Regions from separate parts of the Homo sapiens genome. Here region 2 is linked to region 1. Evidence: read pairs that join two places in POLR2A ChIA-PET (ENCODE). Cell type or tissue: MCF 10A. All regions are shown on one strand. Links, peaks and the distances in the headings refer to the core of each region. The heading gives the core; the rest is flanking DNA.

Region 1 (15,456 bases), core at 4,448-12,447:
CATCGCCTGCCAGAAATTGTCCCAAATTCCAATTAAGATATTGTCCAAAAGTTACCTCAGACTAAGGCATTACGCCACAGACTCTGTTCCCCAGAAAGTAGTTTTTTCCCAGTTACCTGAACAAAAGTCTTATTTATAAGAAATGCATATCAAAACTACTATTCTAAAGAACACAATCAGGAAAACTATGCCTTAAGTCAGCTTTCTCCACATCTATTTTTCAGTGTTCATAGAATGTAGAAATTTTAATTTTCAAAATGAGGAACACAGACTTTTCTCATCACCTGGGTGGACAGTGGGGAGGAGGATAGAGATGCCGGAGTGTTTGCTTTTGTTCATAATGCTGGAGTGCAGGAGAATCCAGTCGACCAAAGATCAAAGTCATGTTAGAGGCCAGGCGCGGTGGCTCATGCCTGTAATCCCAGCACTTTGGGAGGCCGAGGCGGGTGGATCACCTTGAGGTCGGGAGTTCGAGACCAGCCTGGCCAACATGGTGAAACCCCATCTCTACTAAAAACACAGAAAAATTAGCCGGGCATGATGGCACATGCTTGTAATCCCAGCTACTTGGGAGGCTGAGGCAGGAGAATCGCTTGAACCCAGGAGGCAGAGGTTGCAATGAGCCAAGATCGCACCATTGCACTCCAGCCTGGGTGACAGAGCAAGATTCCGTCTCAAAAAAAAAAAAAAAAAGTCACATTAGAGTCGGGTCCCATCTCCCATCTCCTCCTTCACCAAGTCTGTGCCCAAGCCGACGATCAATACCTGTGGTTAGATCTGGACTTAACCACCTCCCTTCCATTACCAAGTCTCCCAAAAGCAACGGCAGAGCGGCCTGCTGTCATTCCCAAAGGGCGCTAAGAGGAAGAGGTGAGGAACACTCATGGAAAATCCTCCCCTGGATAATTAAGGGCTGGCTCTGTGATGACTGTCTGCATGGTTCTGCCCTTTTAAATCTGCCCTGAACACCATCCATCATTGACTTATATGCCCATGGGGAACGAGGAGGAAGGGGAGAAAAAGAGATAAAACTCTCCTTACTTGGGGGGAAATCCTTTCTGCGTCAAAATTCACTATAAAGGGTATTCGGCTGCTGTCTACCCCCCAGAGTGCCTCATGAGCAGCTCGGACCAGGCCAAGCTCTCCAAGTCAGCAGCTGGTGTTCGCCATTGCGACCATGCTCTCCATCATTCAGGCACTTGCAGACTCTTCAAATAGGACCCAGGAAAAAAACCTAGACCACATCCCACCTCTGTGTGACTTCTAACTCCCCCTCCCCGAGCCTGTCCTCCCCTGCTTCGAAGCTCTGTAACAGGGACTATTGGCCGGGGCACTCAGCCACAACAAGAAACCACATTTCCCAGACTCTGAGCAGCAGCCTGTGGTCAGGTGACTAAGACCTCGCCAGTGGGTCAGACAGGAGCAAATGTGCCCCATGCCCCTGCTTGGTCTTGGCCCTGAAGCACTGGCAGTGGGAGAGGACAATGGCTGAAGACCAAGGGAAGCCTGGGGCTCCAGATGCTGAAGCCACCCACCAGCACAGACCGTGACGGTATGGACCAGAGCCACTGACCCCATGTGCAGGGGGAGAAATAAATTTCTATCTTTTGTGAGACACTGTTTTAGAGCTGCTATGATGGCAACTTGGCCTAAACATTAATGAATATGCCATCTCATTTCTTAAAACCCATGTCGTGTACTCATTTTTTAAGTCCGTCAAACATCTCTGCCTGATTAAGTGACTGGTTTATGTAGCATTGTCCCTTTGTAATTAGATTCCAAGGTTGTCCCTCGGATTCTCTGGCAACACTGGCTGATCTTTTAATCAGCTAAAACCTTCTGGTCTCAGGCCCTCTGTGGCTCATCCTCACTCCAGCTCCCCCATTCACCTCCCTCGCCTGCATTGTTTTCCTTGTAAGGAAGGAACCTTCTAACAAACGGTGTAATTGACAGACCTCCCCACCAGAACTCCCCAAGAGCAGGACTTTCCGCTGCTGTGTCCAACGGCAATAATCCCCAATGGCCAGAGCAGCCCCTGACACGCGGGAGGCACACAACTCTATGCTGAATGAAAAATGGTTTCCCTCCCCGGGCTACAAAGACAGACTGCATTTAAGTTAGGGTGTCTTGGACTGTGTGATACTTCTTATGCTCTTCTAAGTCAGGGCACCCTACAGGCAAGGCGGCTGGAACTTGAGAGATGACTGACTTGAGTAGTTTTCAAGCTATATTCCAAGAGCCCAGCGGCCTTGGGATCATATAGACACTTAATTTCCATTTACCATTTTATTTTAAATTTTTTTAAATCAACGGACTGAGCACACACTCAAATATGTGCATTCAAAATAAAATGTGTACCTATTTTCTATTTTATATTCATGGCTCTTAATAATACTGTCTCTAGTCTCCACCTGAAATCCCAAATTTGCATTTTTTAAAAGTTAAAAAGCACCTGGAGAGCGGAAAAGGTGGCTGCTAAGGGATGCACCCCTGCCAGCTGAGGGATGCCCATGCCCAACAGCAGACCTGGGCTCATCCCAGCCTTCAAGTCCTAAAGCCTCTCTGCTTCGTCCTTCGCTCTGATACGTGGGGCCCGAGATTTATGTATATGCCATGTTGTCTGCCACCCAATTTTTAACTTGGGGCAAAGTCACTTCCCCTCTCTAGGGTGCCCCAGGCATCTGTAAATTTCCAGATGGACTTCCAGTTCCCCTCAGCTCCGGGAGACCCTTGCACCTCGAGGGGGCCCGGTGCTGTGGATGTGGGAAAGAAGCAAAGACTGCAACAGCTCCCAGCCTACCTCCAAAACACCCCTTCCCAAGAAAGTGTGGCCTCTTTGAGGGGCTGAGAGCAGGCCAACAGAAAAGGGTAAAGATGGAGAAAGACAACAACATCAGAGGTTGGTAGAGGACACTGCGGGGTCAAGGGAGGCCACAGGCTCTGAGCTGGCAGAGCAAGGGTCAAGGCCCAGCCCTATCTGCTAGCTGGGACCCTTCAACCCTGAAGGTCTCCTAGCTGAGACCCCTCACCCGTGAGGGTCTCCATTCCTGCACCAATTAAATGAGACGATTAGGGGCATTCAAAAAGGAATGTCTGTCCCTTGTCACCAGCACTCCTTAAGCAGAAGTGAAAAACAGTTTGCTGGAAGTCTCACACTATGTGGGATTTTTTAAGTGGAGAGTTTTACCCTTCCTTCCAACTGTAATATCTAAAATTTCACAGACTGCAATTCAAAGAAATCTGAAGGTTATCACCAAATAAATTATTATATCATTAAATATGAACACGCTAAAGCATTCCTGGAATTGCTCTTCTGAAGGACTTAATGTTGGAAAAAGAATCCCTGTAAACAACTTCGTATATGCTACAAATGAAATTCACTTAGATAATAGTAAATCTAATTACATAAAATGAGGTAATTTTCTACATTTCTGTAGTATTTCCCAACAGGGTGAAAAAATGAAAAGCTCTTTATGTGTACATTTATGGAAAGGAACCAAAATAAGTTGTAAAAGTAATCCCACTACATTGCTGTTTTTCCCTTTTTAATATAATTTTATACCATATTAATTTTTCTTGAAATCTCCCTTTTTAATACCATTTTTATCAATTATTTTTATGGTTTATAATAATATTTGATTATGTAAATTGGGTACGTTAGCCTTCTGCAGATACATATAGTTTCAGAAGTTTATCTTCCCAAAACAAACTATCAATTGCTATTATTACTGTGAGAAAAAAGTTTCATTTTATTCTAGAATTAAATTTTTTACAGAGATAGGATTTTGCTATGTGGCCCAGGCCAGTCCTGAACTTCTGGGCTCAAGTGATCCTCCCACTTCAGTCTCCCAAAAGTGAACAGACTGTAAGCGTGAACCACTGTACCAGGCCTAAGAAGTTTCCTCTCAAAGGGGTTTCCTTTCCTTAATGAGTAATACCCGTGTAGACTATGCTAAAGTAACACAGCTAACTTCAGCTCTCCCTGCAACCACAGCCCTGTCATCCTGATGGCCGCCTATCATCCAGGACCCAACCTCTAACACTGCAATGACAGATCTGGCCTATCTTGAAAATCACCACTCACCTAAATGACCTGCACTTACAGAAGGGGTGGGGAAAGAGTGATCACAGTGACTTCGCTGCACAGCCACAGCGGGGATGAGACAGCAAGTGCTAAACAGCTGCACGAATTCGTTTGCATTTACTATGTTTCAAGGATGACTTCAGCTGTGCTCATGACATATGCTGGTTATCTGTAAGCACTGCATCAAAACCCAATAGGAAGCCATGTTTTACACAAGCAAATCACAGACCAGGACGGTACAGCCACCCTCCACCTGGCTTCCACTACCTTACATGTGGACTGGAGGCCACAGAAGGCACTTGAGGGAGAGTTCAGAGGAGACATCTGGTGCGGGCCAGCCCCACCTCCACACCCTGGGAGCGCTGGCAAGCAGGGAAGTGTGTGTTCCCCTTAGGCATGACCACTGCTCCCACATCCGACATCCGACCTTCATAATCACACCCTGCCCCTTACTTCCAAAATTACAATATTACATGCTTATTTTGGAAACTAAGTTGTCATGTGAAATATGAAACGATGAGATAACAGCCCTACAAAAGTAAATAGAACCTGTTTCAGAAAATAAGCTACCCAGCTGTTCTCAGTTGAGATAATTCCAGGCATGATCCTTCCTTGCTTCCTTCTATGAATACATTTATTGGTTTCCCATGAAACAAAACAGCTGGTTTCAAAAGCAGACAGACAGGCATGAGCCACCGCACCTGGCCTATAATCCCAGCACTTTGGGAGGCTGAGAGCGGGGATCACTCGAGGTCAGGAGTTTGAGACCAGCTTGGCCAACATGGCAAAACCCTATTTCTACCCAAAAACAACAACAACAACAACAACCACAAAATTGGCCAGGTGTGGTGGCATGCACCTGTAGTCCCAGTTACTTGGAAGGCTGAGGCACAAAAATCGCTTGTACCCAGGAAGTAGAGGTAGCAGTGAGCTGAGATTGCGCCACTGCACTTCAGCCTGGGTAACAGGGCAAGACTCTATCTCAAAAAAAAAAAAAAAGGTAAACCAATAATTTTTAGTGATATATAAGAAGCAAAAAAACACGTAAGGAATAGTTTGGTTCCTTTTTTAATGCAACTTGAAAGAAAGAAAAAGAAATGGATACATGCAATGGATTCTTTAAAACCCAGGTTTCCTGAGAAAAAGCTTTGATACGTATTCTGCATCCAACATAATACTTACTAGATCTAGTGCGGAGCCTCCACCAAGATATTCCATTATTATCCATAATTTTGTATCCTATAAAACAAAAAAAAGAAGAGAATCATTTTCAAAATGAATCCAGGAAAATTTTTTTTAATAATCAAAGGGTATTTTTCACAATTATATTGGAACTAGAAAGTTTTACAAACATGTACCAGCACGGGAAGTGTGTCAAAGTGAGAGCTGTGCAGGGACCTCCAGAGTGCAGGGACACCCCCATCATGCTCTGGGAGGGAGCTGTGGGGTGTGCTCGGGGGCCCGCACCTGACTCCCCAGGGCTCCAGGGCATGCGTTCCACCGACTGCCCCAGGATCTCAGAAAGCAGACTGGGTGTTTCCATTTTTAGGCCACTTCACTGGGGGATCCTCAGGCACAGTGAGAGCTGAGAACTTGCAGCCACTTGAGGCAGTGGTGTCACACACATCGGGAGAGCAGTGCCAAGGCAAGACCCTCTCCTCTTCCTCCCTCCTGCAGCACTGAGCCTCCCCTGCGCCCCCCACCCCCTACCGTGTGTCTCCAGGTCCCTGTGAGTGGAGGGGCCGCCTAGCGTGGCCTCCGACTCACTTGCCTGTTTGGCAGAAGGGCAGCCAATTCTAGCACCTCCCAAAGCTGCCACAGTCTCCCCTCAGGGAGCTTTCCAGAAAAGCAGGTCTGTCCTAACATGCATGTCTGTGTCCTCTCAAGGCCCCGGCTCTCACAGTCCCCAGCTCTGCGCCTGCCTTCCCTGTGGTCTCTCTTCAAGCTACTCAGCCCTCATGACTTGCAGAGTTCTCTTTTTAAAACCACAAATCCCAAAGTGCTACTCCCTGGAAAACAAGCCCGCAAACCTGTCCGCCCTCCTTGGGGAGCCAGGCAGTGCAGGGCACGGGGCAGCCTGGGCAGGGTCTGGATCCCGACTCCCACTTCACGACCTAGGGGCCCGGGCAGCTGTCTCCTGAGCTTCTGCACGAGGCCTTGGCCAAGAGCCTGGCCACGGCGAGCAGCCAAGAACCCATGGCTGGCACGGGACGCCACCGCCAGAGTTTGGGTTCACAGTGGGTTCACGGGGTTCAGACGTCAGCCTGCTCCGCTGCTGACTCAGGACTCGGTGGTGGCTTTTGCACACATGGAGGAAAAAAAAAGAAGAAACCTTTTTTAAGGCTCTTTGGTCCCTTTGGGAGAGCACTGAGTCCGGCTCTTAGAACACCCAAGGAAGACCCCTCAGTTCGCCCCTGACTCCAGGTCTCACTGCGCTGACTCCAAGTGAGCTCACCCTTTGAGAACACGCCCCAACTTCCCAGGCCTTTTTGCTTTTGGAGGTTCCGCAAGTCAGGAAAATGCTTCACTTGTCTTCCCTCCCCACGCCCTGGGCAAACTTTACTTTTATTATCTATTGCTCTGATTTTCATTTCAGGTTTACTTCTCTGCATTTTCCACTTAACAGCAAACTCAAGTGCTCAGGGACAGCGCTGGTGTGCTCGAGCTCAGTAAATGTTAACTGTGGACCCTGTGACCAAGGAAGAGTAACTCGTGTTGACTCTAGGGAGGCGCTAACGGTAAGATGCACTGCATTTATAAAATACATTCCTCTCACAATTCAAACTAAATCCTGCCATCTGGAGTTGATTCTAAGACAGTCCAAATAAACAGCCCAAGTTTTAATGTATGTTGAATGCTTTTCAAGCGTTTAAATGCCCTTGACTGCTAAGATAATAAAGACAACTTCAGTCTTGACCGGACAAGTGCGGAAACCTCGAATGATGTGTCTGACACCCAACTCAGAGGGACAGGCATGTCGCTCATTCAATAACCATCCAGTCACGGGCACCTGCCTTGAGGAGGCTTGGTGATCCCAGGTTCTGATTTCAGGGAAGCTTCCATCATCAAGAGTGTCCTTCAGCACACCTTCATCTCACACACACGCTCGCCTGCAGGCTTCCACAATGCTTGCTCCTGGGGAATGGGTATGCCACAGTAAGCTCTTCCAGGAAAACACCAGTATCTTTCTAGATGGCAAAGGAAATCTAAATCGCTTTTCCCTAAGAGAGCTGGGAACTCTGACGTTTCTACTCCCACTCCCTTTTTAACAGCTGCTGTTTAACTGGTTTCACTGGCTCCCATCCCTTCTATTTTCTGGGCATTAAGTCTGCTCACAGCAAGGGGAGCTCCCAGCAGGGAGGTAATCTCCCCGCCTCTTCTCCCACTGTAGCCAGCTGTGCAATATGACACCCTGGGAAACAATCTTTTGCTGACTTAGGGGACTGAGGGTCACCAGGCAGCTTCCTGGAGCAGCAAGGCACAAGTGACCACCCCCTCGTCCTTCTGCACTTCCAAAGCTCCGCCCTCCTCAGTTCGCTGCTCTCTCAATCTGACCACGAAGGTACGTCACCACTTGCCAAGCAAACAAGATAAGTTTCACCTGGCTACCTTCTCCTTTTAAGGAGCCCTAGCAAGACACCTCAACCAAGTTTTCTGTGTCGCCCTGATCCTTCTGGGGACGTGCAAGCAACAACAGAACATCCAGAGCTCTCTACCCAGAGCAAACCCCGCCTCAGGACCAAGGCCGCCTCCTTCCTGGAGAGGAAGATGGAGAAATAACACAGCCTTCCCGCTTCCCTCCAACTCATTCCTGGTAGCAGACGCGCTGGGTGGCAAGGCTACCCAGACACAAGGCTCACCAGAGGGCACTCAGGAAACCAGCTCAAGTCCTTATTGAGGTCACTGCGTCTCAAATACCCGGGCTGGGCCTGTGACTCACACACCAGCACCAACAACCAGGGGGTGGGATATTGCATCAGGAAAAGCTCCACTCTGGGTGGAACCTGCTTTTCAACCTCATTGGGTGTGTCACCGCCCAGTGGGTTCACCTTGCCCGCTGCCTAGACAGAGCCGACTCATCAAGACAGGGGAACTGCAGTTGAGAAAGAGTAATTCACGCAGAGCCAGCTGTGCAGGAGACCAGAGTTTTATTATTACTGAAATCAGTCTCTCCGAGCATTCGGGGAGAATTTTTAAGGATAAGCTGGTGGGGTAGGGGAAGCCAGTGAGCCAGAAGTGCTGATTGGTAAGAGATGAAATCACGGGGAATCAAAGCTGTCTTCTTGTGCTCAGTCAGTTCCTGGGTGGGGGCCACAAGATCAGATGAACCAGTTTATTGATCTGAGTGGGGCCAGCTGATCCATCAAGTGCAGGGCCTGCAAAATATCTCAGGCACTGATCTTAGGAGCAGTTTAGAGAGGCTCAGAATCTTGTAGCCCCAAGCTGCCTGACTCCTAAGCCATAATTTCTAATCTTGTGGCTAATGTTAGTCCTACAAAAGCAATCTAGTCCCCAGGCAAGAAGGAGGTCTGCTTTGGCAAAGGGCTGTTACCGCCTTTGTTTAAACTGTAAGTTTCTCCCAAAGTTAAGTCAGCCTGTGCCCAGGAATGAACAAGGACAGCTTGGAGGTTAGAAAGATGGAGTCAGTTAAGTTCGATCTCTTTAGTCTCAGTCATCATTTTGCGAAGGCGGTTTCAGGTTTGCAAGCATTCCAGCCGCTGAAGGTCGGCCCGGGGGACCGGATGGAGCCCGCTAGACACAGGCAGCAGCTGCACCACCGCCTGGCACTTCTGGGGCTCTCTTCCTGTGCTCTATGCACCAGCCATTAATGGAGGAGGACCCTAACACCCAACGCCAGCCACTAAGACAGCAGCTTTCCCCTCCTTCCCACAGAAATGGGAGGAAGCGGAAGAGGAGCAGGGACAGGAACACATGGACTCGGGGAGGGGAACATCACACACTGGGGCCTGTCGGAGGGTGGTGGGCTAGGGGAGGGACAGCATTAGGAGAAATACCCAATGTAGATGACGGTTTGATGGGTGCGGCAAACCACCATGGCACATCTATACCTATGTAATAAACCTGCACGTTCTGCACATGTACCCCAGAACTTAAAAGTATTAAAAAAAAAAAAAAGAAAGAAAAAGGGGACAGAGTGAAGGCCGGGTCTCAGTCTTCTGGTGCCCATACATGTGGGCCGCACTCGCGCCACACCCCTGCAGCACTGCACTGGGAAGGTAGGACAACAGACAGTCAACATGGGCGCCAGAAGAGGGCCCTGAAATGTGCCTCCAATGAGATCCCAAAGAATCGTTTCTACCACTACCAATCCTAAGGAAGAAACCTTCAAAGGTGAACACACGGATAAGCTTGGGAAAGCAAGAGACAAGCTTTGGGGGCTGCAGGCAAGGCTCTCCTTCACAGCCACACCAGGGATCCTCCACCCCAGCACTGACTTTTGGAGCTGCTCAGCTCTGCTGCAGGCCTCCCCCATGCACTGCAGGGTGTTCAGCAGCACCCCTGGCTCTGTCCACTAGATGCCGGTGACACACCCCAGGTTCTGATAACTGAAAATGTCTCCAAACATCGTCAGTGTCCCCCAGAGGGCAAAATCACCCAACAGAGAACCGCTGAACTACACCCACGATGGACGCTGACAAATCTGACATGGTTCCTGACCAGAAGCACCGTTCAGCCATTCTTCCTCGTCTTGGCTTACACACTGAAACTCCTGCAGCAGGAAGACCAGCTCTTACCAGGAGACATCAGGCAAGTCATTTAAACCCTCTAAATTCTTCATCCACAACAAGATGGGAATCAGATCGGTGCTTCCAACCTCACAGTTCCAAGTGACAATTAAATGAGATCATGAGTGGGAAAGCACTTGGCAAAATTCATGGTGCTCAACAGATGCAAAGTGCTATCAGCTTTATCAACATCATCACCCAGAAATGCCTCTGAATAACCTGGTAAAACCAAAAGGGCCCAATTAACAATTCTAAGTAGTTTCTAAGCAAAATGAAGCCTGGTACAATGATTCACGTATTCTGCACCAGAGGCCTCATGGCAGGAGCGTCTGAGTGGCAGCCTGTTCTCCGGGAAGGACCCAGCTCTGTCCTGCAGATGTGGAACCACTGTCCTCATAAAACCTTCCAAACCATGACTTCTGAGGCACTCATTCCCCAAGAAAAATAAACCAGCAGGCTTCTCAACACAATGATGACTTTAATCGAAATAATTTCATGTTTTTTCAACAACCTCAAATAACCTAAGTTATGAATGACCTCGTGATACAATTTTCTCATCAGGGAAATAAAAGTATTCATTTAATTAATAAATTCTGGAGTGAAAATTTAAAAGGTGCCAAAGTATATACAGTGAGAAGTCTCCCTCCCACCCTGGGCCCCCATTACCCAGCAAACCAACCGTCCCTGCCCCAGCAAGTCATCACGACATCTAATGTAACCTCAGAGAAAAATAGTTATGCACATACGAGCAAATACCTACAAAACTTTACCCCCCTTTTACCCAAACGGTGGCATTCTACACACACTGTTGTTTACCTTGCTTTTTACCTAAAGTTTCTTAAAGAGCAGTCCATATGTAAAGGACTTCCTCATTTTTTTAACCATAATTAGCCCATGCCTTATTGAGCTCACATTGTTTCCATTTTTCGCTCTGACGGCCCAGGTGTCAAGGAAGAGCTGTACATTTGTCAGTTTTGCTGGGTCCTGGAAGCAGACCTGCTGGGTGAAGGGACTCCATCTGAATTTTTAACAGATACTGACAAGTGACCCTCCAAAGAGGCTGTCCCATATATGGCCTCAGCAGTGTCTGAGGGTGCTAATTTCCCCCTTTCCCATGCCACAGTGTCATCAAGTTTTATTTTATTATTATTTTTTGGTCATTTTTATGGACTGAATTGTGCTTCCCTCTCCCACACACCCACGATTCACATGTTGGAGTCCCAATTCCCAACACTGCAGAATGTGACTCTTTAAAGAGGTGACTGAGTTGCAATGAGCTCATTAGGGTGGGCCCTGATCCAATACGGCTGGTGTCATAAAAAGAGATGAAGACACACACACACACACACACACACACACACACACACACACACACACGGGAAGACCACATGAGCACACAGGGAGAAGACGGTCATCCACAAGCCAAGGGGAGAGGCCTCCCAAGAAACCACCCTACCAACATCTTTCCAGGTTTATTAGCAAACGAATTCCTGCTGAAGGCTCCCAGTCTGCGCTACTTCGTTCTGGCAGCCCCAGCAAATTAAGCCAGTTATTCATTCATACACAAAGGATGCTTCAGGGGAGTTTTATTTATCTTTCTCCTATTGTAAGGCTGAACATCTTTATATATTGAAGAGTCATGCATATTTTCTTTCCTGTGAGCTGTGTATATCCTTTGTCCATTTTTCTATTGGGTTACTGACCTTTTTTTTAAAGTAGGAGTTTTTAACATATTGGGAAAGTTCGCCTTCTGTAATAGGAGCTGCAAACACTAGCTTTTGCTTCTGGTAATTTTTGCTTACAGAAATTAATTTAATATAGACATACTATCAATAACCATAGCACTTCCAGGCAAACTTGCCCCAAAGTATTTGGAAGTGCCTCCTAAGAACCCGGAATCATTGACCGGAACCAGGGCCCCCACATTAACAACTCTCACAGGAGCTTGGCAGAGGTCACACGAACCCACCAAGGTTAAAAAAAAAGACAAACGAGAAAGGGCAGATGCTACACAGCTAACAGTGAAGATTTTAAAACAGGAATTCGAAACTGCAACTCTGCTCTGCACCTGAAATGCCCTTGGCAGCCTCCACATTTCACCAGCTGTAACCAAAGGCCAAGACCAAGAGGTATAAACAATGCAGCGGGCTTTATTAAAATCACACGGGGTCACAGACTTCCTTAAGAGCGTGAGTTTTTGTAAAAGGTACCTTTCCGCGCAGATGACGCATGTGGCCTCAAAGCCTTAAGGCCTGGTTTGCATCCAGGCTCAGGCCAGCTCTGATGGCAACTACAACAAGGCCTCGCCTATGAGCCTCCACTTCCCATTGCCCCCGGGACTAATGTGCATGCTCCTCAGAGGGGCTTCGATGATGATGAAGTGAGGCCGTGTACACAGCAAGACTCATCAACTTGAACCACTATTACTGTGTTAACTCCACAGTGTCCTCTGTCTGAACTGCAGGCTTGCGAACCCGGAAGAAATCCAAGCCTGTTGCCTATTTTACCTTCAGAGCAGCCCCTGACCATCTTCAAAGTGCAGGAACCATTCCTGAGCTGGAAAAGCTTATGTGGTTGTTCCTCAGGCTCACAGACGCTAGGATTTCTTAACTGATTCATCTAACACATAACATACCTACTAGGTACCCAGGGTGGCTGAGGGGGAACGCAGAGTGAGTAACACCCTGGCTCTGGCTTTCAGGAACTTCTAATGACAGAAAAGTGGGCAAATAATTAGCATCAGACAGCCAGTGGCAGATGCCACAAAAGACAGGGAACACCTGGTTGCTCACGAAGGTCCGTCTAACCTCCAGGAGGGAGGCGGCACCTGAGCTGCTCCCTGAAGGGCTGTGACCTGCCAGCCTGGGGCAGGGGGTGTGTTTCTCACAGGCTCAGGTGGAGAAGAGGAGGAAAAATCCTGTTCGCAGAGGGCAGCTAGGAATGAGAGGGACACCCTTGAAGCCAGCTGATGGTGTTCAAAGTTAATTTAATAAGCAATGGGAAGTCAGCGAAACTTGTGCTAATAGAACAAATGACCAGCCACTGCCTACAACAACAAATACATGAGGAGAAAAGGAAAGTAAGAGCGAGGAGAAAAGCAAAGTAAAAGCAATGAGAAAATCAAAGCAGAAGGTCAGGGAAAGGCCCAAAACGGTTCTAGAAGTGGCACTGATGAGCACCCACAGTGGACAGGCATGGAAAGAAGAGAAGCCAGAAGCCAAGATGGTGTCCTCCTCTGCACCCAAGACAGCCAGCTCTGCCAGGACAAACAGCAACAGCAGGTAGGTAGGGGAGGGAGTGGAGATGGGTGCCTGCATTTCTGTGACATTGAGGAAACACTCTGGTGGGATATTCAGCAAGCCAGCTGCTTCCTTTGCTGGCTCCTGTGTGCACAGATATAAACCTTTTTCTCTCATTAATATGTCACTTATCAGTTTAATCTGCAGGCCCCAAATGCTGAACCTAACCTAGAGAAAAAGAGTTTTTCCTTCCTGACAAGTGAACTATTGCCAAATTTTTAACTCAAAGGGCATGTTGATCATATGCAAGCCACCCTAGGTAAATAAAGTCCAGCCCTATCACTTATTATCTTTAGTTAATAAGAGGACCCTATATTCACCGGAAAACATTACATCCTGTGGGTCACTCTTCCCATGTACTACCCTAGTTCCAAACTGCATTTTGAACTCTTACATTATCTCAGCAACACAATTAAAGGGGTGGGGGCAGGACATACAATACTAAGTTGGACTAACGTCCAGGGTCAAAGCTTCCACGTGATGAATGTGGAGTAAAGGCGCCGGCCTTCCATTCTCCCAGGTGATCATTATTAGAAAAGAACCAGCCAGCAGTGACAGCTTCCAGTGTTGGAGAAAACCCGGATTGGACAATGTGGAAGGAAGGCCTCATCCTCCCTTGTGTTCGCAAACAAAAACGTCCAACTTAGGCACACAGCAGCTCAACGTCTCCAACCCACTCCCATAGGGAAGGCAGCCTACATTAAAAAAAAAAAAAAAACAGAACACTGGAGTTTCTGTAGCAAATCATGTCACTACTGATTGCCTACTAACCTGAGGAGGCTTCCCACAGTGAAGGAGAGGCTAGATGGAGAATGAGAAGTGTTCTCTGGAGAAAACGAGAGAGAGCTGCAAAGATGCATGGGGACCAGCCCAGCACAGAAAGCCGGGGGAGCTGTCAGGCTAGGGTGGAGAGGGAAGCACTGGTTGTCCTTCCCTTTCAGATGCCAGGCACTGCGCTGGGTTTCTGGCGTACATCATGTCACCAGTCCTCACCACGTTCCCGTGAGCTGGGGGTACAGCTAGCCCCCTTACAGAAGAATGCAGAAGCCCACCGGACCTACACCCCTTCTCATCTCCCTGCGAGCAATGCCTTCTCTGCTGACCCTAAACTAATGTCCAAGTTCCCAACAGGTGGCTTAGTCACTATTTTTAGGTATGAGCATGGGGTAGGGGGAGATCACTGCTGATTAGGAAAAGGAGCGGGGAGGGAGACCCCAGGCTTCGCTCTTCCAGAGGGCCCCAAATGCAGGAAGAAGTGCTTCAAAGCAAGGAACGTTTTCTTGTGCTGGCAACAAACGTTCACTGGGAGAAAGGCCGCTGTAACATCAACATCAACTTAAACATAGGGGTGCACGATAAAACCTGAAATAACACAAAGAGGAACAAAACGAAGCAACTGAAAATTACTGGATCACATCCTCACATCAAAGAAAAAAATCTAAACCATCACTACAAGTTAGCTACAAATAATACTGGAAACACTGCAACACCAAAAGCTATACAATCCAGCCAAAGATTTATTTCAAGGAAACCCACAGCATTACAAACATTCATTACTAAGCCAAAAAAAAAAAAAAAATACTAAGTGTTCAATCCAAAAGTCTAAGAAGGAAAGCAAAGAATAGAATAAAGATACATGCATAAATAATCAAAAATATTGGGATGAGAAATGAATCCAATCATTTTTAAAATAGATAACTTCCAGTTACTATAACCAAGGAAAAAATAGATCACATATCCATTTGCAATAGAGCAATAAAAGGACAGGAAAAAATTTTTAATGCAAATAAAACACATGGCAAAATTTTACAATAGTAAATTTGAACATACAGAATTAGACAATTTCAATAATTTATTAATAAAATTTACTCAAGAAAGAATAAAAACTATAGGCAGAAAAGGGTGGGTGAAGAAATAGATCAATTCACCTCCTTTAAAGTGCGTGCGCGTGTGTGTGTGTGTGTGTGTGTGTGTGTGTGTGTAAACAAATCAACAGATCGCAAGAGGCTCAAATGGTTTTGCCCTTGAATAATTCCAAAACGTGAAGGAACTGGTAATTTTAGCAACTCCTTCAGGGCACAGTATTTTTTAAGGGCATCACAACATAATGCCAAAATCAAGGAGGAAGAGGAGGAGGAAGAGGTTCCTATTAAGGAAGGATGAGAACTCCTAGAAAGTGGGAGGGTGCAGTTCTATGTGTGAAGAGCGAAGCCCTTTCTGCGATAGGAAGCTGTAGTCTAGTGAGAGGGGCTGGCCCAAAGAGGGCCCTTTCTAGGGGAGGAAAAAAGGGTGCTTTTGGAAATGAGTATGTGATGTATGAGAGTCT
Region 2 (15,456 bases), core at 2,562-10,561, 170 kb after region 1:
CACTTGCTCAGGTCTTTGATCCCCTGGTCTGGTATCTTTGCGAATGCCTCATCACACAGGTGGGTGATCCATTCCTGCCACCACCCTTCCCCGCCCAGGCCTGGGCATGGAGACCCTTCCCTTCTATCTTAGTGCCCCTCTAGCTCCATCAGGCAGAAGAGCCCATGAAGCATCTTGTTGAAAGTAATTAAGGCCAGGCGCGGTGGCTCACGCCTGTAATCCTGGCACTTTAGGAGGCCAGGTGGCCCAGGAGTTCAAGACCAGCCTGGACAACATGGTGAAACTGTGTCTCTAAAAAAAAAATTAAAAATTATCCAAGTGTGGTGGCGCATGCCTATAGTCCCAGTTACTTGGGAGGCTGAGGTGGGAGGATCACTTGAGCCCAGGAGGTGGAGGTTGTAGTGAGCCATGATCGAGTCACTGCACTCCAGCCTGGGTGACAGAGTGAGACTCTGTCTCAAAACAAACAAACAAACAAACAAACAAACAAACAAAAAACCCAAGTGATTAATAAACCTTAAAGAAACAATGTTTTGATAGCTGAAAATATTCCATTCTAGAATTTTTAAATCAAACCCTATTATTGGTTATTTAGGTTTGTTTCCAAATATTTGCCATTACAAAAAAAATAACAAGGCATAATGGGAGGAAAATTGGCTGAGAGAGGCAGATGGGAGTTTGACCTCTGCTCCGACCACTCACCATCTGGGTGATTTGGGACAAGGCATTTTTCCTCCCTGGCCTTCAGTTTTCTCCTTTGTAAAATAAACACTATAATACTCATCTCTCTGATTTGTTATGGAGATTAGAGACCATTACATAACTCAGCTAGCACAGTAGCAATCATATAGGAGGCTCAATACATGGTAATTACCAGCAGAGGAGTAGTTACGTGCTTTTGTACATAATACTATTTCTAGGTACCAGAGTTTTTTATTGATAAAACTCCTGAAGCAGGAGATTACTGGTTCAAACAATATAACTTGTTCAGATTCTTAATACACACTTGATAGGAATTATTTCTGACATTTTTTCAGATGAAGAAACCAAGGATCGGAGAAGTTAAGCCATTCATCTTGGGTTTTAGGGCTCATTAATAGTAGAGATCAGATTTAACCCATATTTTCTAACTTTTAATCTAGGGCAGTTTCTACTGTATGTCACACACCCAGAACCAGAACCCTTACAGTACAGGAAACTGAATTAAAACCCTTTGTGAAAATCAGATAGGCGTGATGGCTCACATCTGTAATCCCAGTATTTTGGGGGGCTGAAATGGAAAGATCGCTTGAGGCTAGGAGTTTGAGACCAGCCTGGGCAACATCTTGTCTCTACAAATAATAATTAAAATGTGTGTGTGTGTGTGTGTGTGTGTGTGTGTGTGTATTAGCTGGGTACAATAGCTCACACCTATAGTCCTAGCTACTGAGGCAAGAGGATCACTTGAGGTTGCAGTGAGCTATAATCTGTCTTCCACTTCAGCTTGGGCAAGAAAGTGAGACCTTGTCTCTCATAAACAAACAAACAATAAAAAACATTTTGTGAAAATCAACTGTGTTTGTATCAGCTTCTTTCTAATACTGTTGTTACATTCTGACCTCTGCTTCCTTCAGTGAACTTTATGGGTGTCTAATACCGTTGCTACATTCTGATCTCTGCTTCCTTCAGTGAACTTTATGGGTGTTCAGTAAGGAAGGGTGTGGAGAGAAGCCACCAGCTTCAGGGAGTCAGGAGGGCTGGGATTTCTTCCCAGTCTTGTTATCTACTATTCATATTCTCTTGGCAGAAAAGTCAACTTATCTGGGCCACAGGTAACTTATCTGTAAAGTGAGAGAACTCTGGGTGATACCTAAGGTCACTTCTTGTTTAAAGTTCAATCATTGAGCAGAGTGAGGTAGACAATTCTGAGGAATCCAGACTGAAACTGACTTCCTCCATGCCCTATAGTAAATATTAGGTCACAGCGGAATGAATTGTTGCAAAAGGTATGTACATTTGTTCGTAGATTTTCATTCAATTTTTTTTTTTTTTTTGGGGACAAGGTCTCACTCTTTTGCTCAGGCTGGAGTGCAGAAGCACAATTACAGCTCACTGCAGCCTCAACCTCCTGGGCTCAAGCCATCCTTCCATCTCAGCCTCCTGAGTAGCTGGGACTATGCGTGTGCACTACCACAGTTGGTTGATTTTTTTGATGTTTTGTAGAGACAAGGTCTCAGTATGTGGCCCAGGTTGGTCTTGAACCCTGGAGCTCAAGCAATCCTCCTGCCTCAGCCTCCCAAAGTGCTGGGATTATAGGTGTGAGTCACCGTGCCTGGCTCAAGATATCTTTCTACATCAGAAGGACTCCTCATGTATGCATCATCCCATAAATGTTCAGGAGAAGTTGTGTTGAAAATTGAAGATGGGTCTACTCAAGAGTTTTATGTGTAAGAAAAGCATGTATTCGTATGGTAAAGGGCTGGAGGGAAATGAAGAAAGGAGAACCACTTGATTTGGAGAGATAATATAACAGTAGAATTTGTCATGTTTTTGTTAAAGGGATAGAGTCTTGCTCTGTCACCCAGGCTGGAGTGCAGTGGCACCATCATAGCTCACTGCAGCCTCAAACTCCTGGGCTGAAGGGATTCTCCTGCCTCAGCCTCCCAGGAAGCTGGGAATATAGGAGCACACCACCACACTTGGCTAATTTGTTTTATTTTTTGTAGAGACAGGGTCTTGCTGTGTTTCCCAGGCTGGTCTCAAACTCCTGGCCTCAAGCAGTCCTTCCATCTCAGACCCCTAAAGGGCTGTAATCACACGTGTGAGCCATCATACCTAGCCCAGTTTGTTTTTTAAATTTTCCTTAATGTTGTTTATGCAGTAATAACATCATCATTGACAACAACAATCATACTTCTTCTTCTTTTTTTTTCTTCGAGATGGAGTTTCGTTTTGTCGCCAGGCTGGAGTGCAGTGGCGCAATCTCAGCTCATTGCAACTTCCGCCTCCCGGATTCAAGCGATTCTCCTGTCTCAGCCTCCTGAGTAGCTGGGATTACAGGTGAGCATCACCATGCCCAGCTAATTTTTGTATTTTTAGTAGAGACAGGGTTTCACCATGTTGGCCAGGCTGGTCTTGAACTCCTGACCTCGTGATCTGCCTGCCTCGGCCTCCCAAAGTGCTGGGATTATAGGCATGAGCCACCGCGCCCAGCCAACAATCACACTTCTTAAGATGCTGGTGGTGAACTTGGACTTTGAGAACTTTGCTTTGAGGACTTTAAAAGAGGAGTCTTCTGTTTGACTTGGCATGGGTAAACATAATAGATGCAAGTAGCCTCGTGGTAGGGGACAGGAGGGTATCTCTGAAATTGTCCAGAATCTACAAATGGGCAGATTTGTGCACATAGCATATTTAATTATTTGTTGCACAAACAAGTGTTTGAGATGCAGCGGCAGGGGATTGCCTAAGCCTCTGTTACAGCATTTACCTGCTGGCTCCAACCCTCCCCTCGCTCCAGTCTTACTTTCTGCACCCACTTGAAAGCAGAGGCCCTGTGTCCTCTTCTTATTGCTCTGAAAGTGGAGGGCAGCTTGGTATCCGTAGTTTTCATCCATGGGTGGTTTTGCCCCGCAGAAGGGATATTTATCAATGTCTGAAGACATTTTTCCTTGACATAAACGAAGCGTCTAGTGTCAAGGCCAGGGGTGCTACTAAACAGCCTCCAATGCACAGGGTAGCCCACATAGCCAAGAATTATGCAGCCCCAAGTGTCAATAGTGCCAAGGTTGAGAAACCATACTTCAGAGATAAGAGAAGCAAAGACAGGGTGGAGGCTTCTACCCTGGTCCCCTGGGGCAGGCCATTGTTTGCAAAGGGCACAGAGAGTGAGCAGGGGCAGGGGCTGGTCCTGCAGCTCTGCCCCAGTGATGTCATCGAGCCCTGGAACTCGGTGCCCTTCCTGGAAGGGCTTCGCCTAGATGGAGACTGACCTGACAGGAATCGGCTCCACCTGTGGACGTACGGAGTTGGACTTTGTCCCAAAACTGTGCCTGTGACATACATTCCTACCTTCACAAGGCTCCTTCATGCCAATCGCCCTGTCTATAAAGCCTGTTTCTCACTGCAGCAAGCTTCCTGCAAAGCCAGTTTCTCAAGCTTGCCATCCCGAGGGGTGTGGTGGCATAGCTCGGATGCTTCCGAGCCTCCTCTTCCTTGATTACATGAATTCCAAGACATGCAAGGATGTTCTAGACAAGGAGGCCAAGCACTTGGTGAAGGGGAAACTGACAGCAGCAAGGACTGAGAAGAGAAGCTTTGAGAAATGATCATAAAATAGTCAGGTTCTGATGAGGAAGTGCAACTAGGATTGGCACGAACTCCATGCAAAGGATGATGATGGTGCAATGTTTTTGTGAGTTGAGTTCTGAGAGTTGGCTTGGAGCATTGAGAAGGGAAAGGTGAAGAGAAAGGAATTGGTCAGAAACACAGAAATCAGAAAGGAAAGGGGTTCACAAGCAGGATAAACAGTATCTGTCTCTCGATAGTGGAGAATGGGAACTTATTAGCTGACCATGGCTTGGTAAAAATATTTCTTCCAACAGCTGGCTTCTTCTATTTTAATTTCATATTCACAGCACAACTCCAATCCGAATGTATTTTTTTTTCCAAGGTTATTGACCTGCTAAAATGAAGATGTGACTGTTTTCACTGTAAATGTGTGAGTGAGCATGTTGGTTTTGTTGAGTCTTGCCCATGGGAAAGGACTTGAATAAGTCTGAATGGTGGGATCTCTAACGCTGCGAATTCTGGAAACTGAGCTGGAGGCCTTTGGCAACCTCCATAGCAACAAGATGAAGACCCACATTGCTTCTGGAAGAGTCTTTCAGAAACCAGGTATTAAAACTGGTTTTCAGCAGTCATGGGTCTCTGTGCACAGATTTGCATACCAGAGCGGTGCTCCTGAAATATATAGTCTTGTCCAATCCTTCATGGTCGACATCGCTGATGGAGAGAGGAGATAAGGTTTCAGAAACACCTGATTGTTTGTCTCTCCCTCTCCCCTAGAAGGATTTGGTCCCCCCCATTAGTCCAGCTGAGGACATAATCATATTAGTTAAGCAAGACAGTAGGGTACCTGGTTAGGAAAAAGGGAGGGCCTTTTAAGTCATAGGAATGGGTCAGGTAGATGGGCCCCAGCAGATCAGTAGACATAAAAGTTTTTTCCAGGGTAAAACAGATTACAAGAGATTCTCAAAAGCAGACTCTCTGGAGCGATTGTCAAGGCTCATGTGGTAAGCAGGGTGGGGCAGACCCCTGTGAAACAAAGGAGGCTGTGTCTCCTCAACTCCCGTGCCCTTGGCACCCGCCTCACTCAAGTCCCTTCCCTGGTGGTTTGGGCCTTCTTCTTCCAGCTGCTCCAACCACTGGCTTCTGGAATGTTTTCAATCTTCAGTCTCCCGCTCCAGACTTTGACTTTGCTCGGTGGACTGTACCTGCTCAGATCTTGGTCCCATTTTCCACCCCGGAGCCCCTACTTGGCTTAATCACACTCAGACTTGCCTGGAGAGCTTAAACAGATTCAATGTAAAGGTTCCAATGGAGGGAAATGACTATGCGTCCCCTTGATGCAATGTTGTATTTCTTCTGCCAGATCCCATACCCTTCATCTGAGATCAACAAAACCAGAGGAAGAGTTTGAGCTGGGTCAGCTAGGAAAATACCACCTGCACTGTGACATTATTAAGATGTACGGAAGCTCTGTAAAGGCCAAATTACAGTGTGGAGCCCATGTGGCAACAAGGAAAGATGCTTATGGTGAAATGGTTCAGTGAAATAGGACTAGAATGTATATGATGCCGAGATTACAGCCCTGTACAAGAAGATTTCTCAAAGGCAATGCTCTCAGAAGTATCTAGGTCTCCAGTCATAGGGCTGCTGGATCAGAGCTTTTGGGGCTAGAGTCCAGGAATCTGAACTTTAAATGAGTTTTCCAGGTGGTTCTTCTGCACTCTATAGAATGAGGTCAGCTATGTAAAGAACTGTGTGCTCAAGGCATCATATTGCAGCAAAGAATTGTGGCCAGATTCAGTGGGACTACTGATGGATTTTTCTTAACCCACAATTTTCAAATTTTATCTGTACAAATAAAGTATTTTACTTTTATAATAAAACAAAATACATGAAAATAAAAACAAAAATAAATAAAAAGTTAAAAACATATCAATAAAAAGGATAGATAAATTAGATGAAGAAGGGCCTGGAGACAGGGACAAAGGTAGGCAGCCACTGATTGGCCCAGGTGAGAGAGGATGAAGACAGGACCTTTGCAGTGCAGGTGTAGACAGACAGGTCCTTTCGACCCAGACTTAGGAAGGTTTGATGCCAGCTCTGGGTTGCTGGCTGTTAACTTGGGGTGAGACATTGAGCTGTAGGATGTTGTTGTGAAGTCCAAATGTAATAATTGATGTTCTTGAGCACTTTCCATGGGCCAGTCCCTGTTCTGAGTGCTTCACATATCATGTGATCATCACAGAAGCTCTTTGGTGTAGATACTATCATTATCCCACTTTTTCAGATGAGAAAATTGAGAAACAGAGAGGGTAAGTAACTTGCCCAATGACACTCAGCTAGGAAGTGGCAGAGCTGGGAAGTAGGTATGGACGTACACTGTGATGTGTACAGCTCCATAGAATGTTAGGGGGCAGCATTTTTCTGTCTCCTAAACGTGGCAGAGTAATCCCTTTAATTAGAAGGAAACCTTTAGATTCTTCTTAGTGGCTTCACATATTGCTCTGTTTCTAAAGAGTCTTTCTCTCTCTCCCTGTGATCAGCACAACCTGAAATGGAGGCTCTCAAGTGGGAAAATACCATCCCTCCGTGGCAAGTATTGTTGAGGGAAGCCCAGTCTCTACTGTCAGGCTTCTCACGGTACATCTGCTCTGTGACCTGGAGGTGTTACCTGCACTTCCAGCTCCAGGAACTGGCTCCTTAAGCCAGAGCTTGGGTTCCCGTCAATAGATCTGGGCTCAAGTCACAGCCCTGCCACCTACTGGCCATGGGATTGCCTGCAACATATTTAACGCAGGGGTTTTCAACCAGGCTGCCCTGTCTGGGGATTACCAGGGATTGGGCATTTAAAACCCTCCAGGTGACTCTCGTGCACAGCCGGTGCTGAGAACCTCTGGCTGACCTCTCCAAAGCTTTTTGTTCCTTATGTGTAAAATGGAGGGATCCACTCTTCACCAAGATTTATTCATTGAGCACCTTTGTTTTTTTGGCCATCAGCAAAAGCCCCCAATTTCAGTACTACATATCTCCCATGTAACAGTTTGTGATTAGCCGCAAACTAGACCCAAACCTAGCTGATCCGACTGCTGGCCAGTTCTTCCCCCCATTCCACAGCCCTCCATCAACAGCTATCCCAGCTGATCCGACTGCCGGCCAGCTCTTCCCCCCATTCCACAGCCCTCCATCAACAGATATCCCAGCTGATCCGACTGCCGGCCAGCTCTTCCCCCCATTCCACAGCCCTCCATCAACAGATATCCCAGCTGATCCGACTGCCGGCCAGCTCTTCCCACCATTCCACAGCCCTCCATCAACAGACACCCCACTGATCCGACTGCCGGCCAGCTCTTCCACCATTCCACAGCCCTCCATCAACAGATACCCCACTGATCCGACTGCCGGCCAGCTCTTCCCACCATTCCACAGCCCTCCATCAACAGATATCCCAGCTGATCCGACTGCCGGCCAGCTCTTCCCCCCATTCCACAGCCCTCCATCAACAGATATCCCAGCTGATCCGACTGCCGGCCAGCTCTTCCCCCCATTCCACAGCCCTCCATCAACAGATATCCCAGCTGATCCGACTGCCGGCCAGCTCTTCCACCATTCCACAGCCCTCCATCAATAGATATTTTCCACACATGGTTGTTCTGAGGATCAACCACGAAACTCCAAGTACAGTGCCTGGAGCATGAGTCAGTAGCAGTAATATACTTAATTAACTTGAGATTAGAACATTAGAACTAATTCTAATTTACATCTTTCCAGGTATCTTGGAGCTCAGTACATACATACCTACATACTACACACACACACACACACACACACACACACACACACACGTATATATGAAAAAATAAAGACAAACAGAAATTAAAATACATATAGCCGGGCGCGGTGGCTCACACCTATAATCCCAGCACTTTGGGAGGCTAAGGCAGGCGGATTACCTGAGGTCAGGATTTCGAGACTAGCCTGGCCAACATGGTGAAACCCCATCTCCACTAAAAATACAAAAATTAGCCAGGCGTGGTGGTGGGCGCCTATAATCCCAGCTACTCTGGAGGCTGAGGCACAAGAATTGCTTGAACCCAGGAGGCAGAGGTTGCAGTGAGCAAAGATCGAGCCACGGCATTCCAGCCTGGGCGACAGAGTGAGACTCCATCTTGAAAAAAATAAACAAATAAAATTAGGGCCCTTACCCCTAGTCCTGGATTTCCTGGATCAACTTTTCTCATCCAGGTCTGCGTCAGGTGGTCCTTGGGATCATTACAATGTGGTCTGTTTGCTGGAGTGGAGGAAGATGATGGCTTCCAGTGGAGCATGCGGGCTTGGAAGTGGTGTGGATGCAGGATGGCTTGAGCCATATCCCGTTTGTCTCCCTGAAGGTCCCGTTTCAGGAAATCTTTGACTCTTGTTTTGGGGTATTTGAGTGACTTCCTGATATAGTCCCCAAATTCCAGGGCTGTGGCTCCAGGGGGCCAACTGAGGGCTGTGCATTCTCAGGGTGACAGCCTGAACCACACAGACGTCAGGAAAGCCTTCCTTGAAATCCCTGCGCACTTCCCCTCTCCATATCAGAATCATCTGGAGACTCGTTAAAGCACAAGTGTGGAGGGTTAAAGCAGAGTGTTTGATTCAATACAGCTGTGGCAGTGCCTGAGAAGGCGCATTTCTAAGTTGTTCTCAGAGGCTGCTGATGCTGCTGGTCCAGGGACCACACTTTGAAAACCACTAGACTAGGGAGAGAGCTGGCATCATCACCTGAGTCTTGTGAGGCTGCCTCTTGGGGATTCTAACAGTGACTTTGAGGCCTCTAGGCCTGACCTGGTCCATGAACTCTTTGTTCACGTTGGAGGATAGAAGACCACGGGGAGAAGTAGGAGGAGGAAGTTTGGGCAGATCCACGACCAGGAGTGTAGGAACTCACACTTGAGGCTGGACAGGGAAGTCTAGAGTACAGAGTCTGTTGTTGTTGTTGTTGTTGTTGTTGTTTTAAAGAGGTAGGAGTCTTGGGTGTTTTTTTTTTTTTTTGAGTTGGAGTCTAGCTCTGTTGCCCAGGCTGGAGTGCAGTGGTGTGATCTCGGCTCACTGCAACCTCCACCTTTCAAGTGATTCTCCTGCCTCAGCCTCCCGAGTAGCTGGAATTACAGGCATCCGCCACCAGGCCCAGTTAATTTTTGTGTTTTTAGTAGAGATGGGGTTTCACTGTGTTGGCCAGGCTGGTCTTGAACTTCTGACCTAGTGATCCACCCGCCTCAGCCTCCCAAAGTGCTGGGATTACAAGCGTGGGCCCCTGTGCCGGCTTTTTTTTTTTTTTTTTTTTTTTTTTTAAAGAGGCGGGAGTCTGTCTATGTTGCCCAGGCTGGTCTTGAACTCCTGACCTCGAGCCATGCTCCAGCTTCAGCCTCCCAAGTATCTGGGACTACAGGCATTTGCCGCCATGTTGGCTTAGTTACAGAAGTCGTACACGCTAGGATTGAACATCAAAGTCCAGGGATAAATGCAAGCCTTGAATGCCAAGAAAGTCTTCACAGCAGACAAGGTTCAGAGGCAGCAAAATGTGGGATGGTGATGCCAAATGGGAATCACTGCCATGATGAATCCTCAGGCAGAGAAGGACCTGAAATTCTGTGTGCAAAGGTGGTGAAAAGGGAGGTGGGATCCTGAGCTCATAGGGTAATAGCTAAAGCCAAAGGCAGAGGTGAAAGACCATAGATGCATTCTGATTGGGCCTGGGGCAGAGGAGCCCAGAGCCCTAGGAAGCAACTCTGGCCAAGCCATGTGGAAATATCAGTGTGATAGGCGTATGCTTTTTGCCACAGGAAACTTAAAAATAAGTTTTTGTATGATGCTAACTGAGGCAGGTAATTGACCTTGAGAAACTGCTTTGGTAAAAAATATCTGATGTCAATGGTTTTTGCACGTTTAGATAGTGAGTCCCCAGGCTGGTCTAAGCCAGCCATTGCTGTGAATCTGCTGGTTCTCTTAAGTGTCAACTTCATTCATTTGGAAATCGCATTGTATTCTTCTGCAGTATGGTTAAGAGCAAGTGAGGGCTGGGCTCGGTGGCTCACACCTGTAATCCTAGCACTTTGGGAGGTTGAGGCGGGTGGATCACGAGGTCAGGAGTTTGAGACCAGCTGGCCAATATGGTGAAACCCCGTCTTTACTAAAAATACAAAAATTAGGCTGGGCACAGTGGCTTATGCCTGTAATCCCAGCACTTCGTGAGGCTGAGGCGGGTGGATCACCTAAGGTCAGAAGTTCAAGACCAGCCTGGCCAACATGGTGAAACCCCGTCTCTACTAAAAATACAAAAATTAGCAATGGGTTGTGGCGGGTGCCTGTAATTCCAGGTGCTTGGAAGGCTGAGGCAGGAGAATCGCTTGAACCCCGGAGGTGGAGGTTGCAGTGAGCCGAGATTGCGTCATTGCACTCTAGCCTGGGTGACAAGAGTGAAACTCAATCTCAAAAACAAAAACAAAAACAAAAAACAAAAAATTAGCTGGGCATGGTGGCAAGCAGCTGTAGTCCCAGCTACTCAGGAGGCTGAGCCAGAAGAATCGCTTGAACCCGAGAGGCGGAGGTTGCAGTGAGCCGAGATTGCGCCCCTGCACTCCAGCCTGGACGACAGAGTGAGACTCTGTCTCAAAAACAACAACAACAAAAAAAAAAGAGCAAGTGAGATGCAAGGCTGGGGTTGGGACAGGTAACTGCTTTCCCTGCAGGAAGCAGTGAAGCCCTCGAAGAGTCCTGTGCTTCCCCCAAGCTCTTCATTACTCATTCAGGCTCGCTTGGACATTTCCAGATCAAATGAGGGCACACTGCTTTAAATGAGAATAGGAGTTATTTTTTGTCTAGGAGTTATTTTTTGTTAGGAAAAAAAACTGTACTCTGACTCATCACAATAAAAAACATTTTCAACTTGCTGTTCTTCAACCGGTAAATTATTTTTATCGGAGCATCTTAACATCATTAGGCTAACACATGTGCTCTGAAATTCGCTGGTATCCAGGTCAAAGGAGGTTCACTTCTTTTGCTTGGAGCCTGGGATGAAAAGGACACCAGGATCTGAATGGTTAGCATTCTCCATTGACAAGCATGTTTTAGTTCTGTCTTGCATGTGTTTTCTTCTTAATGGAATTTTAATTGCACTGAAAACTGTGTTGGCTAAAATAAGGCTCAGGAATGCATATGAAGTCGTAAGGTGAGTAAGCGCACAAATGGAAGAGAAAGTGAAATGCGCAAATGTGAGGCTGCCCACGAACCTGAGAACGGCTGAGAGGGCCTCGGAATTATATTGAAAGGTCTTTGGAACACAGAGGGAGTTTGCAAATACTCTCTGCAGTACTCCTCAGAGAGATTTTTGAGAGCATTTTTCCTAATTCAAAAAAGATCCAGAAAGTGAAACTCAGTGTGTTCATTGGGTTAAGTATTCACACGGGCGTTGTTTTGAGAACTTTCTTGGACTAAGCCCACATGACTGTCGTCACCATGCAAGGGAGTGGCTCTTTGTCCATTGTCAGCCAGTCACCATGCAAGGGAGTGGCTCTTTGTCCATTGTCAGCCAGGTTTTAACGACAAGATCACATCTCAACCCCCATGTTGGCATGTGATTCCTTTCTCTTCATCCCAGTCCCTTAATTCTGTCAGGCCTACAAAATTTTTGTGAACGATAACAACAAACACAAAAACAAACAAAGGTCCAGGCGCGGTGGCTCATGCCTGTAATCCCAGCACTTTGGGAGGATGAGGCGGGCAGGTTAACTAAGTTCAGGAGTTCGAGGCCAGCCTGGCCAACATGGTGAAACCCCATCTCTACTAAAAAAAACAAAATACAAAAATTAGCCAGGTGTGGCGGTGGGTGCCTGTAGTCCCAGCTACTCAGGACACTGAGGCATGAGAATCACTTGAACCCGGGAGGCGGAGGTTGCAGTAAGCCTAGATTGCACCACTGCACTCCAGCCTGGGTGACAGAGTGAGACTCTGTCTTAAAACAAAAACTAAAACAAACAAACAAAAACAAAGAATACTGGCGTTGCCAAGGACATTCAGTGTCTAATCCAGTCTCTGATGGTATGGACATTTGGGGCCTGGTTGTTTTTTTACAACCCTAGAACAGCAGTCCCCAACCTTTTTGGCACCAGGGACTGGTTTCGTGGAAGACAATTTTTCCATGGCGGGGATGGTTTTGGGATGAAACTGTTCCACCTCAGATCATCAGGCATTAGATTCTCATAAGGAGCGCTCAACCTAGATCCCTTGCAGGCGCAGTTCATAACAGGGTCCGAGCTCCTATGAGAATCTAGTGTGGTGGCTGATCTGACAGGAGGCGGAGCTCAGGCAGGAACACTCACTGGCCCACCACTCACCTCCTGCCGTGCTGCCCGGTTCCTAACAGGCCACCAACCTGTACCAATCTGCAGCCCGGGCGTTGGGGACCCCTGCCCTAGAACATCCCACATGGCTGAATTTACACCTTCTCAAAATACGGGATAAACCATTTTGGTGAGATAGGAGCCTTTTCTCTAAGACTTTAGTGTTTAGCCTTTCCCTAGCTCTCTCCAACACTTCCACATCAAATGAGGGCACACGGCTTCAAATGAGAAAAGAATTTGACCTCATCTAGGAGTTATTTTTTATAAGGAAAAAACTGTACACTGGCTCATCATAATAAAAAAATATTTTCAACTCGCTGCTCTTCAAGGACAAAAGCAAGGGACATCTCTGAATATTAAAGTTACTCCGTTCCTTGAAGGAAGAGCTGAGAAGGCATAGAGAACTCTACGCTGAGGTCTGATTCACTGTTGCCTTTGTTTGTTTGTTTTTTCTTGAGATAGGATCTGGCTCTGTCACCCAGGCTGGAGCATAGTGGCAGGATCTTGGCTCATTGCAACCTCAACCTCTGGGACCCAGGTGATCCTCCCACCTCAGCCTCCTGGGTAACTGGGACTACAGGCATGTACCAACATGCCCTGCTAATTTTTTGTATTTTTAGTAGAGACAGGGTCTCACCATGTTGCCAGGCTGGTCTTGAACCCTTGGGCTCAAACGATCCTCCTGCCTCAGCCTCACAAAGTGTTGGGATTATAGGCGTGAGCCGGGCCCACTGTTTCTACTGGGGCCCCAATTCAGTCTTTGCCTACAGGTGGTGGTTGGCATGGAGGAGAGGCTTCGTGTTTTGTACCTAATCATTGCTACTACCAGTCATCTGATCCGTCCAGGGGTTGCCAAGGGTGCTACTAATTCTGTGGGGTCCCTAGTGTCTCCTTACTGCCCCAGCCATGCTGCCTGCTGCTCCACCATGGTCAGTTCTGCTGGAGACTTTAATTTGATTTCCCGAGGGTCACTTCCTGTGAAACTCCAACCAGATGCCCACAAGGCTGATGCCTGAAGGCCTGGAGCATTCACGTTGGGCAGTGCCTCCCGAACATCGGAAAACCACCTCAGGCCTCTGTCTCATTATTGGCTCTGGGAAGAGCAGGCTGGAAGGAGGGGCCAGGAAGAGGTGGCAGGAGGGTTGGGCGGGCAGTGGAGGGTTCTAGAGGTGAGAGGGCTCCATGCCACCCTTGGCACACGGATTTACCTCGGCAGCAGGGAGGACATTGCTCTCACCCAGCCTTGACCCTGGAAGGGTCTTCTCTCTTCCTAGGCAAGAGAGGCTGTTTCTTGCATCGGAAGGAATCAACAAAGACCACTCAAAGGAGCACAAGGAAAAGCAATTTATCCAGAGCTTGCCATAGCAGGGGAGCTGGCCACCATCACTGGCATTTGGCAGAGACTCAAAGACAGGCATGGGAATGGGGGAGCTTTACCGCTGACATGAGGGATGGCTTCAGGTGTGCCCTGTTGGAGGCTGTTGCCTGGGGAAGCCAGGGGCAGCTGAATAGCAGTGGGGCAGCCACGTGATTGGTCGGGGGCAAGCTGGCTGATCCTAAGCTAGAAATGGGCACAAACATCAGGGAAGTGGTCAGTTACTAATCGAGTCCTGGCCATTTGGGGCCCACTATTGGAGGGGTTACTGTTTGGCTTCCTGGGCTGGTGGCTGGATGTGGTGGCCTGGGTCCCACTGGTCTGATTCATAGATATCAGGCCACGTCCTGGGCTGGCTGCTACAGCTTTGGGGTCAGAGTTCTATTTTCATGTATGATCTGGCCACGAGCCATCTGTATATTCAGCCTCTCACCTTCATCTTACTGCACAGGGGTCCTAAAGAAGGATAACAGGGCCGGGCGTGGTGGCTTACGCCTGTAATCCCAACATTTTGGGAGGCTGAGGAGGGTGGATCACGAGGTCATGAGATCGTGATCATCTTGGCTAATACGGTGAAACCCCGTCTCTACTAAAAATTACAAAAAATTAGCCGGGCATGGTGGCAGGCGCCTGTAGTCCCAGCTACTCAGGAGGCTGGGGTAGGAGAATTGCTTGAACCTGGGAGGCGGAGGTTGCAATGAGCAGAGATTGTGCCACTGCACTCCAGCCTGGGTGACGAGAGCAAAACTCCATCAAAAAAAAAAAAAAAGGAAGAACGATAACAGAGACTGTGGACCATGAATGGGGAGTGGGCCAGGGAGAAGGGCTTCTTATTCCCCAATCCCAAAGGCCCTGCTGAAGGCAGCTGGCACGCCCATCTAATGGTCTCACCTCTGGAAAGGGAAGGAACGCCAGGTGGGTGTAGACAGAGCACGGCCCTCTCTCACTTTCCTTGGCGGGCGCTGGCCCTGCATGCTGGTATCCTTGCTGCCCTACCCAGCCCTCTCACAATGCTTGGCCCATAAAGGCCGGAGAGGGCCTCTCCCCAGGCTGCCCTCACCTACGTGCCCAGCTCCAGCACACTTTTTCCTTCTCCACCTCTCCTCCGTCCTCCTCTTCTGCCTCCAACGCTCTGTTCTCAGAGTGTGAGGTCTTGGTGGGCATTGCAAACAAGCAGGCATGTGAATGTGCCCAGGTGATCGGCCTCTCTGAAGAAGATGCTGGTTGAAGCTAACACAGCTCGCTCATGATAGCTCCGGGCTGTGTGTCTCAGGGAAAGATGCCCAGGTGATTGGTGTCCTGTGCAATGGGAGGGACGCTTTAATTTAGCTGGCTTGCTGGAGTGAGAGGACAGTGAGCCAGGAGATCTGAAGCCACCCAGAGTGGTGCAATTCATAGGAACCTCGCCACCCACCTGGCCTCTCAGCCTGG

Evidence for each region. Peaks named below come from ENCODE experiments on the same cell type or tissue, not always from the same donor. Only the 100,000 strongest peaks of a DNase experiment are listed, where the experiment ranks them.
Region 2: POLR2A ChIA-PET joins it to region 1 with 17 read pairs; 9 of 35 experiments call an interaction of 5 or more read pairs at or near these places.

The regions. Positions count from the first base shown.
Region 1 is chr13:98,476,999-98,492,454 of GRCh38, forward strand. It overlaps STK24 (serine/threonine kinase 24), which reads right to left. Exons shown (of 11, transcript NM_001032296.4): 3 at 5,267-5,323. Among named protein-coding and RNA genes, the nearest start is that of FARP1-AS1, 49 kb to the left of the region's middle. RefSeq lists enhancers at 5,459-5,648, 7,342-8,033, 7,470-7,639, 7,700-7,779, 8,180-8,259 and 5 more. In MCF 10A, for the core only: no CTCF peak of the experiment used is centred there; DNase peaks (open chromatin) are centred at 6,303, 7,523 and 8,003.
Region 2 is chr13:98,646,564-98,662,019 of GRCh38, forward strand. No RefSeq gene overlaps it. Among named protein-coding and RNA genes, the nearest start is that of STK24-AS1, 77 kb to the left of the region's middle. RefSeq lists an enhancer at 6,806-6,925. In MCF 10A, for the core only: a CTCF peak has its summit at 7,063 (motif pointing left); a DNase peak (open chromatin) is centred at 7,008.